Regions from separate parts of the Homo sapiens genome. Here region 1 is linked to region 2. Evidence: chromatin loops called from intact Hi-C (ENCODE). Cell type or tissue: B cell. All regions are shown on one strand.

Evidence for each region. Hi-C counts contacts between places; a loop is a spot of excess contacts. Peaks named below come from ENCODE experiments on the same cell type or tissue, not always from the same donor. Only the 100,000 strongest peaks of a DNase experiment are listed, where the experiment ranks them.
Region 1: it touches region 2 in a loop (10-fold over the local background); 2 of 110 quality-filtered maps call a loop at or near these places.

What each region holds. Positions count from the first base shown.
Region 1 is chr2:85,849,673-85,857,672 of GRCh38, forward strand. All of the region lies in intron 3 of ST3GAL5 (ST3 beta-galactoside alpha-2,3-sialyltransferase 5), which reads right to left. Among named protein-coding and RNA genes, the nearest start is that of ST3GAL5, 35 kb to the right of the region's middle. RefSeq lists enhancers at 3,775-3,914, 3,925-4,024, 4,395-4,524. In B cell, no CTCF peak of the experiment used is centred here; DNase peaks (open chromatin) are centred at 1,939, 2,617, 3,709 and 4,369; H3K4me3 peaks cover 3,999 bases; H3K27ac peaks cover 6,613 bases.
Region 2 is chr2:86,076,379-86,084,378 of GRCh38, forward strand. It overlaps POLR1A (RNA polymerase I subunit A), which reads right to left. Exons shown (of 34, transcript NM_015425.6): 7 at 6,704-6,790; 8 at 5,223-5,328; 9 at 4,438-4,600; 10 at 1,736-1,906; 11 at 1,481-1,603. Among named protein-coding and RNA genes, the nearest start is that of POLR1A, 26 kb to the right of the region's middle. In B cell, CTCF peaks have their summits at 2,558, 3,723 (motif pointing left) and 3,926; DNase peaks (open chromatin) are centred at 2,593, 3,703 and 4,253; H3K27ac peaks cover 3,244 bases.

The DNA of each region.
Region 1 (8,000 bases), 230 kb before region 2:
ATATGGTATGCGTGTCCATTCACCCCAGTCTTCCTCTTGGCTCAGCTGGACAAATGCTGACTCAGAACCCCTGTCAGGTAGTTCTTCCTATCTTTGTGCTTTTTTATCCTTGTCTCCATATTTAGCAGCCTTGGAATTGGCCCTGCATTACTCCTCCTATTCACTACCTTCTCACAGGCAGAAGTGTGTGTGTGTGTGTGTGTGTGTGTGTGTGTGTAATCCTATATTTACTGGGATATTTATTAGGAATTCAACATATCTTTTCAACTTTGTCAGTATCATTATGAGGATTATTACTGGGGTATAGGTTTAAATGTTCATCCCAACTATGCTTTTCCTCAAGGCCTTGTTATTTTTATTTTCATTTTCTGATTTTTGCTTAACACATTTTTTTAGGAATGCATCTATCCTATTATAACAGAGATACTTAATATATTATAGCTTTGATAAGTTGTTAGCATCCGTGAAGAGAACACTGTCTACATCCGAAGAATCTGGCCCCATTTCTGAAAAAGGAACTGATATTCTTGGAGCCTCAGAAACGCTGCTGCAGACACCATGCATAGCCACTGCCTCAGTTCACCCTCACGACACTATGGCACCTTGCAAGACGATCATTAGTATCTTCACTTTGTAAGAGGTCTGAGCTGGCCCAGCAAACCTGGCTCCTAAAACAACAGCCTCTACCTATAGAAATCAGCACACAAACACCACCATTGATAACAAATGTTTAAATACGAATTGGCATCTTCATGAGGAAATCAGCAGGAAAGCCAAGCAAGGAATCTGCCTTGACCCTGAGCCCCCGAATGGAGGGGCTCACCCCTGGCCAGGCCTGCCCAGCAGGTGATGCTCCGGGTGCTTAATGCCAAGCTGGTGGAAGCGGGACACACAGAGCGGCCACACACACTGCACATTCATCTCAAAACCCTAGGCCCGAAGGTCATGAATGGCAATTTTTAGAGACCTAAAGGCCTAACCCTCCACTAGAGAATCATATCCTAAGTATCTGGTTTTACAAATCTCCTAGGACAGAAAGGAACATCTGAGAAGTGGCAAGAGGGACCCGGAGAAGCTCACTGATGGCCACGGGACTAGAAAGAGGTGCGTGAGCGAGCTGGATGCTCGCCAGGCTGCCAGGTCTCCTCTTCAGAAGCTGCATCTGGAAAGGAGTGAAATTTCATTCCATTTCCATTCTCACCAAGAGGTTAATTTCAGGTTTCAAACTTAATTTTCTTCTTTTTTTTTCTTTTTTTTTTTTTGAGACAGAGTCTCGCTCTGTCACCCAGGCTGGAGTGCAGTGGCGCAATTTCAGCTCACTGCAACCTCTGCCTCCCAGTTTCAAGCCATTCTCCTGCCTCAGGTTCCTGAGTAGCTGGGATTACAGGCGTGCACTGACACACCCGGCTACTTTTTGTATTTTCAGTACAGACGGGGTTTCACCATGTTGGTCAGGCTGGTCTCAAACTCCTGACCTAGTGATCCACCTGCCTCCACCTTCCAAAGTTCTGGGATTATAGATGTGAGCCACCACGCCCAGCCCAAACTTAATTTTCTAGACTGTGGGTAGGGCACATTTCTCAGTAGTCACCTTCTGACTGTGACCCCTCCTGCGCCTAAGTGACAGTGGATGCAGTAGTAAATCCTGAGTGAGTTTCTACATGTCCTGGCAACGTCTAAAGCCACAGCAATTCCTTGTCCTCTTTTGTTTCAACTCGTTTAACAGATCTCCACTGATTGCCTGGAGACAGGGCTTTTTCTGTAGAGAGCTCACACAGAACTCCATCTCATAGCCACTCAGAACAGGAGGACCACATGGGCCATGTCCTCCACTCTGGGATGGTTTCTGTTCTTGCTTCAATGGTGCACAACCAGACATCATTGTCTTGGGGGCTTCCTCAGAGCTTGTCCCACATCTTTAAGTAAGTTGAACCGGCATCTGCTTCAGCTGCTCTCTTCCCCCTCCACTGCTTGCCCATAGCTCACAGCTCAGAAGAAAGTGCCTCAAGGCGAGTGCCGCACCTTCAGGAGCTGCAATGAAGAGAGGAAGCAGTGTGACTAGGCTGTGAGGACTCCAGAGCTCCCAGGAAGGCCTCAGAGGCGTCAGCTGGGGCCTGGGTGGCATTCATCCAGATGAGGCTCACTGGAAGCCAGGAGCTGGTGACTCTCTCGTAAAATACAAGAACTCCCGTTCGTCTTATATCCAGGGACAAAAATAAAGGTTTCAGTTTTTAACATCTTCCAGGCTGCGCTTGCAGGTTGCCCACAATTAAGACAAAGTAGACATCTGGTAGTGCCAATTGTTAATGCTGTGGCAGTGTGCCATAAAAACATCATGTGAAATTCACAGAAAGGTATTAAAAACAATCAAAGTAATTTTCCTCAGCAAAATCCCCACTTTCATTTCCACTCTGAAATCTTAAGGACAACCCTTCTCAGAAATACAAGTAAGTGGCATAATTCTTAGTAAAAGGCAATGTTCTATTGCACTTATTATTTTTTAAAAATCCGGAACAGGGCAGAGCATTCAGATTGAAAGAAAACTTGTGTCTGGCATTAATGAGATGTGGGAAGGAGCTCAATTCTGCCATGGATCACGTGATCTGGGGGCATCAGTGACCTTGTGGAACTTTCATTTCCCACACCTGTAAACTCTGGTGCTGGTCGCTTCTTCGCAGGTTGCTCTGATGCCCTAAGCATTTTGCCCAGTACCTGGCATGTGTGGAGACTTGTATGATATCACACAAGGACAATAACTGAGGGTCACGTTATTGACATATTTTACTCACATTTAAGTTATAACTCTTACCCAGTTAGAAGCAGAAAAAAATTTAAATAACCAAGTCATGGAAATAACACTACACTATAAACTCAACCAGTTGGTGGAAGCCTGGGGTGGGGTTGAGGGTGGGGACTGACTGCAGAGGGGCTCCGGGGAACTCGCTTGGGCCATGGGAATGTGCTAAAGCGGGATTGTGGTGACAGAGGCGTGGCTGCATAAGTTTTTAATACTCATCAAACAATGGGCTTCAAAGGATTAAATCTTATGTAGATTTCATCCCATCAACTGTTAGAAAAAAAAATAATCAGGAGATCTGGAGGCTGGACTCAGTTCTAGATTGATTTAACTAGCAGCGTCGTCTTTGTTAAAGCATTTCTCCCTAGGTCGAGGCTTCAGTTTTCTTACCTCTAAGATATCCCAGGAAGGCCTGGAAAGCGGGGAGCAGCACTAAGGAGAGAAAAGACTCGGTTTGAAGATGCTGGTGCCTGGGCTCACTGAATGCTTCAGCAGGGAGGGCCCTGCTTCCTTTAAAGGCACGGTGTAGGTCTGCAGAGTCCGAGAGAAGACGATGAAGAAGCGGCTGAGTCCATCTGGCCATAATTAACTGCACGCAATGCCATCCGCAGGGAGATAAGGTCTTTAGCTCTCAGAAAGGAGAGAGGGCCAAGTTCAAAATGCTGCTACTACACAGCCCAAACCGAAACTGACATCAACGTGCCCTCGTCTCTCTTAAAACATCTTTTGAGTGCAATTTCACATCTGAACCACACTTTCAAAGTGTCCAGGCATCCCTTCAGAGCCCACTGGTAGTCTTTTTAACAACTGGCACATTAAGGGACATATTTAAATAGAAAATACAAAACCCACAACTGCCACAGCCACACTTCCTCTGCTGCAGTAATGAAGGCGGGGACCAGCGTCACCAGACAATGCTCAAGTCTAGCAGGGCTGGCAGGGTCCCACTCACACTGTGGGCTGCTGAGTGGAACCAACAGAGCTAACAGGGCCCCACCCTTATGGCTCTGAGACCTTCTTCTGCCCATATACATCCACGATAATTCAAATTTGTCCACGTGCTCTTGTGGTAAGGATCAAATCTCCACTGACTGCCTGGAGACGGGATTTTCTTCATGGAGAGCTCACACAGAACTCCATGTCATAGCCACTCAGAACACGAGGACCACACGGGCCATGTCCTCCACTCTATTCTTGCTTCAGTGATGCACAAATTAAGGAGCTGCTTCGTGCTTAGTGTAGCATTCAAGGCCTTTTGCTATCTGGCCCTGTCTCATTTTCAGTCCCATATCCTGTGATCCCTCCTCCCCAAATCCTCAGTGATAGGCAACTCTTGCCATTCCTCTCATGTGCAAAGCATTCTGAGGCCTGCACTTCTGCACAAACCACCTCTTCTGCGTGGAAGGAAGCAGGATATCCTGTCAGGACCGTTTTGAAAAGTGGAGCATTTTAACAAGGTCAAAATGTTAAAAACCTACTTAAAAAAATTCTCTAGTAACACAATAAGACACCCTCAATTCCACCATAATTATAGCAGGCTTTCACTTTCTATTTTACTAGTTTCAAACTCACGGAGTTTTACAAACATGTTTGACTTACACAGCTGCCCCCCATTCCTTCCTCTTTCTCTATGAAAAATTACAGGGGACTTTCTCCTTTACTTATTTCCGTATTACTTGAATTTTTGGTGTTTTTTTTAAATAATTGAAAAAAGTAACCTTTTAGAAATCGCTCAGCACTGGGGTGACATGGTAGATGGACACTGTGGGCTGCTGCTCAGTTTTGCTTAAGTGGCTTTGGCTCCTTCTCCAGGCAGGTAGGTGTAGGACCAGGGAGGCCAACTCCCCCATCAGAAGTCCTCCCAACCCCCCTCGTCAGTGATTGGTCAGGAGTCCTCACTGAAGCCCATCAAGGAAGGGCATTGGCATCTATGAAGGCTACTATTGGTCCAGCCATGAGCTTAGGTCTAAAAATTGGCCCAGTAGCCTAATGAAAGGACTTACATTCCATGGTTCAGGGAGAAGGGGCAGGGAGCGGGTGCTGGGCTTTTCCCTGTCTACCAGTGGATGTTTAGGTTGAAGAGAACTATCAGTCCTGTTCCTCACATTAAACCTAAGGTGCATTACTGATGTACTCAAAGAATTACAAGTTATAACCGGATTTTCTGTACAATCTAGAGTTCACAGGTAATGGAAGATTACACTGTGATTCAAGTACTATCTCCCCTTCCCCCTGAAGTTGAATATATGTAAGTGCATATTAAGTAATGTAAGATGTTAAGCACACAGCCCCTGTCTCCCAAGACCTGGCCTGGAAAACAAGTGGGGAAGATGAACAGCTGAAATCCTACAATGATAAACATCAGGATTAAGGCATGAGGGGGCTCTCTCACACACACAGAGGGACGATCAGGGATAGCCTCTTAGAAGGGGTAACCGCTGAGCTGAGACTTGACTTAAAATACGAGTAACAGAAGGGCGAAGGGCAGGGAAAGGCTCTAGGCAGCAAAGAAAGAAAGAATGCAGCAAATAGAGGAAAGTTCTTTTCAACAAATGGTCCTGGGACAACTGGAGAACAACATGCAAAAGGATGACCTTGGACCCTGACCTCACACTGATATGGTTTGACTCTTTGTCCCCACCCAAATCTCATCTGGTAGCTCCCATAATTCCCATGTGTTGTGGGAAGGACCCAGTGGTAGATGACTGAATCATGGGGGCAGGTCTTTCCTGTGCCGTTCTTGTGGTAGTGAATGGGTCTCATGAGATCTGATGGTTTTAAAAATGGGAGTTTCCCTGCACAGTTTCTCTCTTTTGCCTGCTGCCATTCATGTAAGACGTGACTTGCTCCTCCTTGCCTTCTGCCATGATTGTGAGGCTTCCCCTGCCATGTGGAGTTGTAACTACAATTAAACCTCTTCTGTAAATTGCCCAGTCTTAGGTATGTCTTTATCAGTAGTGAAAATGGACTAATATACCATATACAAAAATTAATGCAAAACGAATCAAAGACCTAAATGTAAGAGGTAGTATGTTATAAACATACTAGAAGAAAACTTGGGACTAAACAATAGTTTCTTAGATATGACACCAAAAGCATAAATGACCAAAGGAAAAATAGGTAAATTGGGTTTCATCAGAATTAAAGACTTTTGTGCTAAAAATGATACCCTAAAGAAAGTGAAAAGACAACTTAGAGAGTGGAGAAAATACTTGGAAATCACATACCAGATATAGGGTACTGGTATCCAGAACACAGAAAGAACTCTTACAATTTAAGAATAAAAAGTCAAATAGCCCAATTAAAAATGGGCAAAGGATCTGAATGGGCATTCCTCCAAAGAAAACACACATACGGTCAATGAGAGCACATGGGAAAGATGCTCAGCATCATTAGCTATCAGCAAATCAAAACCACAATGAGATATCACTTAACATCTATCAGGATGACAGTAGTAAAAAAGGAAAGATAATAACAAATGTTGATAAAGATGCGGAGAAACTGAAACTCTGGTACCTTGCTTACAAGAATGTAAAATAATGCAACCATTTTGGAAAACAGCTTGGCAGTTCCTCAAAAAGCAAAACATAGTTACCATATGACCCAGCAACTATATTCCTAGTATATACATAAAAGAACTGAAAACAGGTACACAAATACTTACATACACATGTTCACAGCAGCATTATTCATAATAGCCAAAAGTGGACACAACCCAAATGTCCACTAACTGATGAATGGATAAACAAAATGAGGTATATCCATACAATGAGGTATTATCCAGAAATAATAATGAAGTACCGATACATGCTACAACATGGGTGTACCTTCAAAACATTATCCTAAGTGAAAGAATCCAGTCACAGGAGACCATGAAATGAATAACATGAAATGTCCATAATAGGCAAATCTATACAGACAGAAAGTAGATTACTGGTTGCCTAGGATTTGTGGGGAGGGGGAAATAGGGAGTGACTATGAATGGATATGGAGTTTCTTTTTGGGATACTAAAAACCTTCTAAACTTAGATCATGGTGATGGTTGCACAGTTCTGTAAATCACTAAAACCATAGTGTATTGCACAAAATCACTGCACTGTATCCCTTTTTTTTTTCTCAGTGTCTTGTTCTGTTCTGTTTTATGGGCTGGAGTGCAGTGGCATGATTATAGCTCACTGTAATCTCAAACTCCTGGGCGCAAGTGATCCTTCTGCCTTAGTCTCTGGAGTAGCTAAGACTACAGTTGTGAGACACCACACAAGGCTAATGTTTTTATTTTTAATAGAGATGATGTCTTGGTATGTTGCCCAGGCTGGTCTCAAACTCCTGGCCTCAAATGATCCTTCCTGCCTCGGCCTCCCAAAAAGCTGGGATTATAGACAGGAGCCACCATGCCTGGCTGTACTGTATGCTTTAAATGGGTGAACTATGTGGTGTGTTAATTATATCTCAATAAAAATGTTTTAAGGGCAGGGCATGGTGGCTCATGTCTATAATCCCAGCACTTTGGGAGGCTGAGGCAGGAGGATCACTTGAGTCACTTGAGTCCAGGAGTTTGCGACTAGCCTGGGAAACACGGTAAGACCCTGCCTCTACCAAAAAAAAAAAAAAAAAAAAAAAAAAAAAAATAGGCACGTATGGTGGTGCATGCTATAGTCCCAGCTACTCAGGAGGCTGAGGTGGGAGGATTGCTTGAGCCTGGGAAGTTGAGGCTGCAGTGAGCAATGATCGGGCCACTGCACTTCAGCCTGGGTGACAGCGTGAGGCCCTGCTGAAAAGAAAAGAAGCTGGGCTCAGTGGCTCATGCCTGTCATCCTAGCACTTTGGGAGGTTGAGGCGGGTGGATCACCCGAGGTCAGGGGTTTAAGACCAGCCTGGCCAACATGACAAAACCCCATCTCCATTAAAAATACAAAAATTAGCTGGGTGTGGTGGCACATGCCTGTAATCCCAGCTACTCGGGAGGCTGAGACAGGAGAATCACTTGAACCCAGGAGGTGGAGGTTGCAGTGAGCTGAGATCATGCCACTGCACACCAGCCTGGGAGACAGAGTGAGACTCCGTCTCAAAAAAAAAAAAAAAAAAGAGAAAAGGAAAGAAGAGAAGAGGTTTACCCAAGGACCTGTGAGGGGTTGAGTGTGCCTAAAATACATAGAGTTGGGACAATGGAGGTGGCACAAAAAGACTGGAGAGATCAGTAGGA
Region 2 (8,000 bases):
AGAGCATACATATACTTGTCTATCTATTTACTGTCTGTCTCCACCCCTGGACACTGCTTTATATGGGAGCACATTAGTCTGTGCTTCACTGCTGGTCTCCAGCTCCTTGCTCCTGTGGCACCTGTCAACAGTGCTCTATGGGAAGTGTGTGATCCAAGGGGCCAGAGGCAGTTCTATCCACTCTAATCTTCCCAGCTATCCTGTGAGGAATACCTACGCCCCAGGCCACCATGGCCCTGAGACTTGCAGCAGTCTGCAGGTGGGCAGAGAAGTGACTTCGGGGTCTCTCCTCCAGGGACAAGCCACTACCAAACAAACCCAGATCTAAGAAAGAGAACCCAGCACCTAGAAGATAGAAAAGGCAGCACAAAAGGTCTCTCACAGAGCTGGGGACACTGTAGGCACTATGAAGTCAAGGCCAACAAGGGTGGCCCCTGCCCTGTCCAGAGAGGGCAACCAAAAGTTGCTACATGTCTCCTCGGGACCTCAGATTTGGGAATGTCACCACTGGACTTTGCAAAGCTGGTCCTCACCACATGATCCAGCCTTTGAATGCAAGGACTATGGTTCCCAAGAGGCAGTGGGTACAGGACTGGGCCTTCTCAGACTGCTGTCTCCTGACACATCACGCCTTTGTCCAGGAAACCCAAGTGTGCCACAAAGAGATGAGGCCATGGGGACACAGGATGATCAGAAAGAACACTTCAGCGCTGCTCATCACCAGTCCCCAGAGAGGGGTGGAGGGGGTGGCGTGCAAGGAAATGAGGCTCTCCACGGAGGGAAATTAAACCACCTTCACATTACTGACATAGAGGCCGGCCCATTAAGGAGGAAGCCGATTAAAGGCTGCTGCTGCTGAGCACCACAGCATGAAGTGCTAAGGATGTGAGAAGACGAAGCTAGCTCCCGGAGGGGGTCGGGGGGAGAGCACTAACAGGTGAACAGCAAGCTGCTGACCCTGAGAAGCGAAACAGGACCTGGGCAACATGCACACGCCTCTCTCCGGGACTCACTCCCTTTCCTCTTCCCAGTAACCTGGGGTACACATTTCTGATGCCTGGAAAGTACACAGGACTGATAACTGATATGCCCCATGCCCTCTTCCTCTCCCCTGTCATGTATTCAATTTGGTGAGGAAGGTCAAAAGACTAGGCTGAAGTGGGCAGGAGGAAGCTATGCCGGCGGGGATGTGGAACACCCTGCAGTCAGCTCCCTGGTGCTGACTTGTTGGTAGGAGGTGTCTGTAAGCCTAGCAAGGAGTGACAGCAATGCCATCATGCAGCTTCCAGTCACCTCCTTGTGGGCTGTCCAGGAAGAGGCAGAAGCTAGTTCCGCCCAAGCCAGAATAATCTGCTGCACATCCTGTCCCCAGTCCTCTGCGGCATTCTCATCTGCCACCCACGGGGAGCAAATGAGCCCTGCACGCGCGCGCGCACACACACACACACACACACACACACACACACACACACACACACACCATGGGAATTCCAATTTCGTTGGTGTTGATGTACATGTCTGGGCAGATGACTGAGCGCGCAGCGTAGTCCACTCGCTTTCCCATCATGTGTTTTCGGAACAGGCCTTCTTTCTTCTCCAGGATCTTTATGGAGAAAAAAGGTCATAAAAAACATTCAACAAGAATTCCAGTAGGCTTATTAGTTTCTTGTTTCAATACACAATGTTTATTATTTATCTTCTGTAGCTAGCAATGGGAATCCAGTTTTTTGCTCACCTGCCTAATGCCTGGGTACTTGTCCATCATTAGTTTGTCCATCTCGCTATCAAACACAATATTGACGTGGCTCTGAAGGCGAATCCAAATGTTGTAAAGTTTGTCTATGAGGGACTGGCCTGGAAGTGTACTCAAAAAGGATCGGTCAATAGCAATCAAAGAGTCTTTTTCCTGGAAGATGAAACCAAGAAAACAGGGATGATGGAAAAAAGCTCCAAAAGGCCTGGCTTGATTTAATTTTTCTTTCTTACCCTGGATCTGACAACTATGCACTCTGGAGTTTATCTCCTCTGAACCTGACAGATCAGAGACAAACATGCTAATAAATCAATCTTGTAAGTACATGTCAATAAGACATATCAGCACTATTATATATTTACCAGCCTGTCTCTTTCTAGTAGTAAGATGAACTCAAAATTTATAAGCATGCTTCTTTCTTAAGGCATTTTTGCTGAAATCCCTTAATATGCAATTCCTAAAGAAAACTAAGAAGTCCTTCCCACATCAGTACATTTCTTATGAAGTTCTGTTATCTTGCCAGATAACCAATTCTCACATGCAGTTTCAGTTTTATTTATGGCTTTGAAAAACTTGATCCAAACCAATTACAAACATGCAGGTGGAACAATTTCTTAAAAGGAACTAGGTTTGCCATACGATATTCTATGTCATCAACTAAGATGTGGGTCTCCAGCTGAGCTATATCAAGTTAGTGGCTGATTGCCAAGTCTCATTGGAATATTTAACCAATCCTTTTTTAATATTTTTGCCCCTAGCCCTGTCTCCTCCTCTCTCCCACTCCCTACCCAGGGGACAGAAATACACAGAAGCCTTCAGCTGGCTTAGAGCACCACCTATTGATACTGTCTGGCCACCTACTGGCCCAATCGACTGGGTATGACACAAGGAGACAGATGGTCCCACGTCTTCCAGTGTGGGCAGATAAGAGAAGAAACCTGTCAGTGTCTTGAGGTGGGAGGGTGAGGGTGGGTGAAGATTCAGTAAACGAGAATGTTATGAAAACCCAGTAGTGATGAAGTGGGCTTGTCATCAAACCTGAGGAACACAGGAATCTTCTTTAGCTCTAGGGAAAATAGATGTATTCTACATAAAACACTCAGGGTCCCCTTCTGGCTGGAGTCCCAGAGGGAGATACGATCACCTGCATGATGACCGGGCCCTGTTAGCCCAACTCACTGCTCATGGCATTACCTGGCTCAAGACCAGTGATTGTGAAATGAGTGAGAACTTGTCTCACTGGAGTATCCCCAATGCCTAGACGGTGACTGGCAAGGGCTGCCATGAGGATGGAACACAGAGAGTAAGGGGGGAGAAAAAACACATCCTGTCAATCACAAGGAAAGAGGGCAGTGGGACATAGGAATCAGAGGATGCTATTTGCCCCTCAGAGGCGAAGCATTTGTTTGACAAAGGGGACGACCAATTTTTCTTTTTTTTTTAATTATTGAGATGGGGTCTAACTCTGTTACCCAGGCTGGAGGGCAGTGGTGCGATCACAGCTCTCTGCAGCCTCGACTTCCCTGGCTCCAGTGATCCTCCCACCTCAGCCCCCTGAGTAGCTGGCACCATAGGCATGAACCACCATGCCCAGCTATTTTTTGTATTTTTGGTAGAGACAGGGTTTCGCCATGTTGCCCACCTGGTCTAAAACTCCTGGGCTCAAGTGAACCTCCTGCCTCAGCCTCCCAAAGTGCTGGGATTACAGGCTTGAGCTATCATGCCTGGCCAGGCTGCCCGATTTTTAAGGGACATCAACCCTGGTCACTGGGTACAGTTATCCCATGGTCTTTTCTTGGAAACTGCACTAAGGCATGCACATGGCTGATGTCTTTTACACTAAGGAGTTTTTAAAAGCACACCAATGCGGGCCGATCAGGAAACAAGCAAAACCACAGAAAGCCCCAAGTGTAACCTGCACCATAAGTGTCCAAGAGACAGTGGCGCCACCTTGTGATGGGCCTGGCAGACAGCGGGACTGTCGCAGCGGCTGGAGTCTGAGAACCCGGACTGTCTACCCAAGGCTGCCTATTTGCATCCAGAGAGTACTTTAGAGCTGGGAAGGATCTTGATGACCTCAGCAAGCTTCCTGGGTGCCCAATTCACCTTTGTACCCACTGAACACCTACTAATTAACCCGGCACACAGATGGGGCTCAGGAAATGTTAGTTGAAACTGTCCTATTCTGAGAGGAATTTCCACTCTGCAATACTGCCTTCCTGACCCCAATGCTGGAGACATTAACGTGTCCAAAATAGAGCTGGCAACATGAGCTCTAGTACTGTGACCCAAAAGGGACACTCTTAAAGCCTGAGGGAAGTAGGCTATTCTTTCTAGAGCTGCGAGAGCTGGTAGCCCGGAACAGCCTAGGTGTGAAATCTCACCACAAATCACATGCACTTTATAGCAGACACTAGTATAAGGAAGTGACTCAACTAGGGTCACCTGGCATGGTCGTTCGGTGTAGAAGCTAGACCAGAACCCACACCTTTCCATGCTCAGACCCATGTGTGTCCCCCTAATGTTCCTAGGTGCCCCCTAAGCCCAGAGCTCACACTAAGGCTGCTGCCAGCTGCACAGAACATCCCAGGAAGCATCTCCCAGACCCAGTGTCTACATCCACAGCTCACAGAGTTAGCACTAAGCATGTGTGCTCATCACATCAGCAACAGAGCAGCCCTGACCTCATCTGTAGTGGGTGTGGCCACTTCCTCTGGCAACTTCTGTTCTTGGGCCATCAATGCCAGAAGTTTTCGAATCAGAACTACATCCTTCATGACAGCCTGCAAGTTCACCGTCTGGCCATTAGTAAACATCTGGTCTCCTAGGCGACTGACTGGGCGATACCTGCAGGGGGACATACGGAATAAATGAATGTTTAGTGTGAGGAAAGGGTCATGTTCTTCAGCCTCTCACCCATGCCTACTGTAGGGAGCACACCCCACCATGCTCAAAACAACCAACCTTCCTAACCAACATTCCGGCTGGGTGTGGTGGCTTAAGCCTGTAATCCCAGTACTTTGGGAAGCCATGGCAGGTGGATCACTGGAGGTCAGGAGTTCGAGACCAGCCTGGCCAACATGGTGAAACCCCATCTCTATGTAAAATACAAAAATTATTTGGGTGTGGTGGTGCGTGCCTGTAATCCCAGCTACTCAGGAGGCTGAGGTAGGAGAATCACTTGAACCCAGGAGGCAGAGGTTGCAGTAAGTCAAGGTCATGCCACTGCACTCCAGCCTGGGAGACAGTGCAAGACTCCACTTCAAAACAAACAAACAAAAACAACCAACATTCCTATTGCGTTCACAACAAACGGGAAGGAAAGCAAGCCCTCCCACCACCTGCACCTGGAGCGGAACTGCAGCTTTGTCTCTCAGTGCCCTTGGCCCTTTCACCTCTCCTAGAGGTCACATTTCAGTTCCTTAGTACGCTTTTTTTCAGGTGAAATAAGTTAATTAAAGGGTATTACCTTGAGGGCGGCACCACCAAGAAATCTAGAAAGAACACACTGGGATTGAATCTGGATTCCATACCATCATCATCCATTCCCGAAAAAAGGTAGTTCAGAAAGAATCCTGCGTTGGAAAGAAATAAACCAAGAAGACCATTTAAATCTATCACTAAGGGCATGGGAGGACAACCATAAAAATATTACTGAGTGAGGAAAAAACAGAATACAAGATAATATGTAGAGTTAAGGTCACAGTTTTCTTTTTTGAGAAAAGGTCTCACTCCTGTCGCCCAGGCTGCTGTGCAGTGGTGCGATCATGACTCACTGCAGCCTTGATCTCCCAGGCTTAGGCAATCCTGCCACCTCAGCCTTCCAAGTAGTTGGGACTACAGGTGCGTGCTATCATGTCCAGCTAATTTTTGTATTTTTTTTTTTAAGAGATGAGGTTTTGCTTGGTTGCCCAGGCTGGTCTCGAACTCCTGGGCTCAATTGATCCACCTGCCTCAGCCTCCCATATTGCTGTGATTGGAGGCATGAGCCAACGTGCCTGGCCTCATTTTTCTTTATAAAAACAAAAAATAGCCCCTGTGTACATGACAGTTTGTATGCAGGGGATATGATAGCATAAAAATGGGTACTACAGGGACAATAGCTCTTAAACCAGGGACTGAGATGGGCAAGGATGGGGAAGAAACTTCACTTGTTTTTAATCACCCTCCTGGACTATTAAAACACAGACAGCACACACATCATTACTTTGATCTTCATAAAAAATATGTTGAATAAAAAAATTTTTTTTTAAGTTAGCCTCCTCCCACCCCTAACAGTTACTGCCAAGAAAGGATCTTCTGTGGATCAAAGCTTTATTTCAGGTTTCTGGTTACTTTAAAAAATGCCTAGAGAAAAAGATTAAAATGTACTAGGGCCTGCCACAGAAGCAATCATACTAACTCCAGTGCTTTTTTTTTTTTCTGATACCTCTTTAACAACATGTTCATTTGTAAGCGCTTATTACACAGAGGTTATAGTCAGCGTTCCACAACATACTCTCACAAGGGCTTGAATATACTGCGTAGGTTTTGTTATACACTCAAAAGGAAAGAAGGATTTCCCTTATAGTAAAGTCCCAATTTAAATAAGACAGAGTTCATTCTTTGATTCACAGAAGGACAAAGCATTTTACTTACGGGCATTTAAAATAAGTTACACTGAACCTTCTAAAAATATGCCAACCTGTATTAAGTGAGGCCCACCTGCAGTTGTCATTTCATAACCAGGCTCAGCTGCGATAATTGTCAAGTTTTTGGTGCTGGGTATGACCTCTCCTGCTCTATGACTCAATGTCAATGTGCCCTGAAGACTGCCCCAAACCTCTGGATCAGTTCCAGGAGGAAGCTACAATCACTACAACTTAAAAGAAGTAATAAGGCAGGGTTAATGAGTCCAGGAAATAAAAGCCTAGAGAAGATCAAGGCTATTTCTTTAGCCTGATACAGCACCTTCATTCTTCCACAGGGCAGAAAGGTGTTCGCGGGCACTGGTGGGTGTTAAGTATCCTCGTTTTCCTATCTGAGCTTCCTCAATTCCTGGAGCCAAGGAGGAGAATCAAAGTGCAATAAATCAGAAACAGGTACTCTTTCTGCAATGGGATTTATCAATTCTTTATCCCCAAGCCTGCAACTTGACCACAAAAATCAATCTCAAGGGTAGCATATTATCAGGCCTGGATTCCCTCTGGCCCTTAATCTCATTTCTATAGTAATAAAAACCATATGGCTATTGTATAAAACCTAAAAAAAAAAAAAAGCAAAGTAAAAGAAAACATTACCCATAATCCCATCACATTAACAACTCCTATCACTTTTATATATTGTTTTCCAGGCCTTTTTGTCTATACACGTATTTTACACAACTGTAATCTTCAGTGTGGATTTATTTTGCACACTACTTTGCCCTTTTAGTATCATCTCATCAGCATGTCTGCATGTTGCTATGTAGCTTTTGCCTGATCACCATTTTTCATGGCTATGTGATATTCCATTAAGGATGATTCCTAATTCACTTAACCATATTCTCATAATTGGACATCTGGATTGATTTCCATATTTTGCTATTATAAGTAACATTATAATAAATATCTTTATCTACCTGTTTTTTACCAGAAAAGTTCATATAAGTTGAATTATGGATAAATAAGTATTTTTATAGGTAAATATATACTGACTTCTTTTTACAAATATCATACTGGTGTGTGAGGAATAGATTGGGCTTGGTTTCTCACACTAAGCAAGATCACTCTGGGATGCCATCTACCAGCAATACCCAGGTTACATGAGAAAACGAGGCTTGGGACTGCCATTCAGGAGGTAGGGACCAGGCATTTAAGATGATTACCTAAGACAAGTAAGTAGTGTGTCTTTCAGGTTCAAAACTTTCTGGGCACTTTGGGAGGCCAAGGCAGGCAGATCACCTGAGGAGTTTGAGACCAGCCTGGCCAACACAGGGAAACCGTGTCCCTATGAAAAATACAAAAATTAGCCGGGCATGGTGGTGGACGCCTGTAGTCCCACCTACTCGGGAGGCTGAGGCAGGAGAATGGCGTGAACCCAGGAGGCGGAGCTTGCAGTGAGCGGAGATTGTGCCACTGCACTCCAGCCTGGGCAACAGAGCGAGACTCCGTCTCAGAAAAAAAGAAAATACTGGACATGACTGTAATCCCAGCTACTAGGGAGGCTGAGACAGGAGAATCGCTTGAACCTGAGAGGCAGAGGCTGTAGGGAGCCGAGATCGTATCGC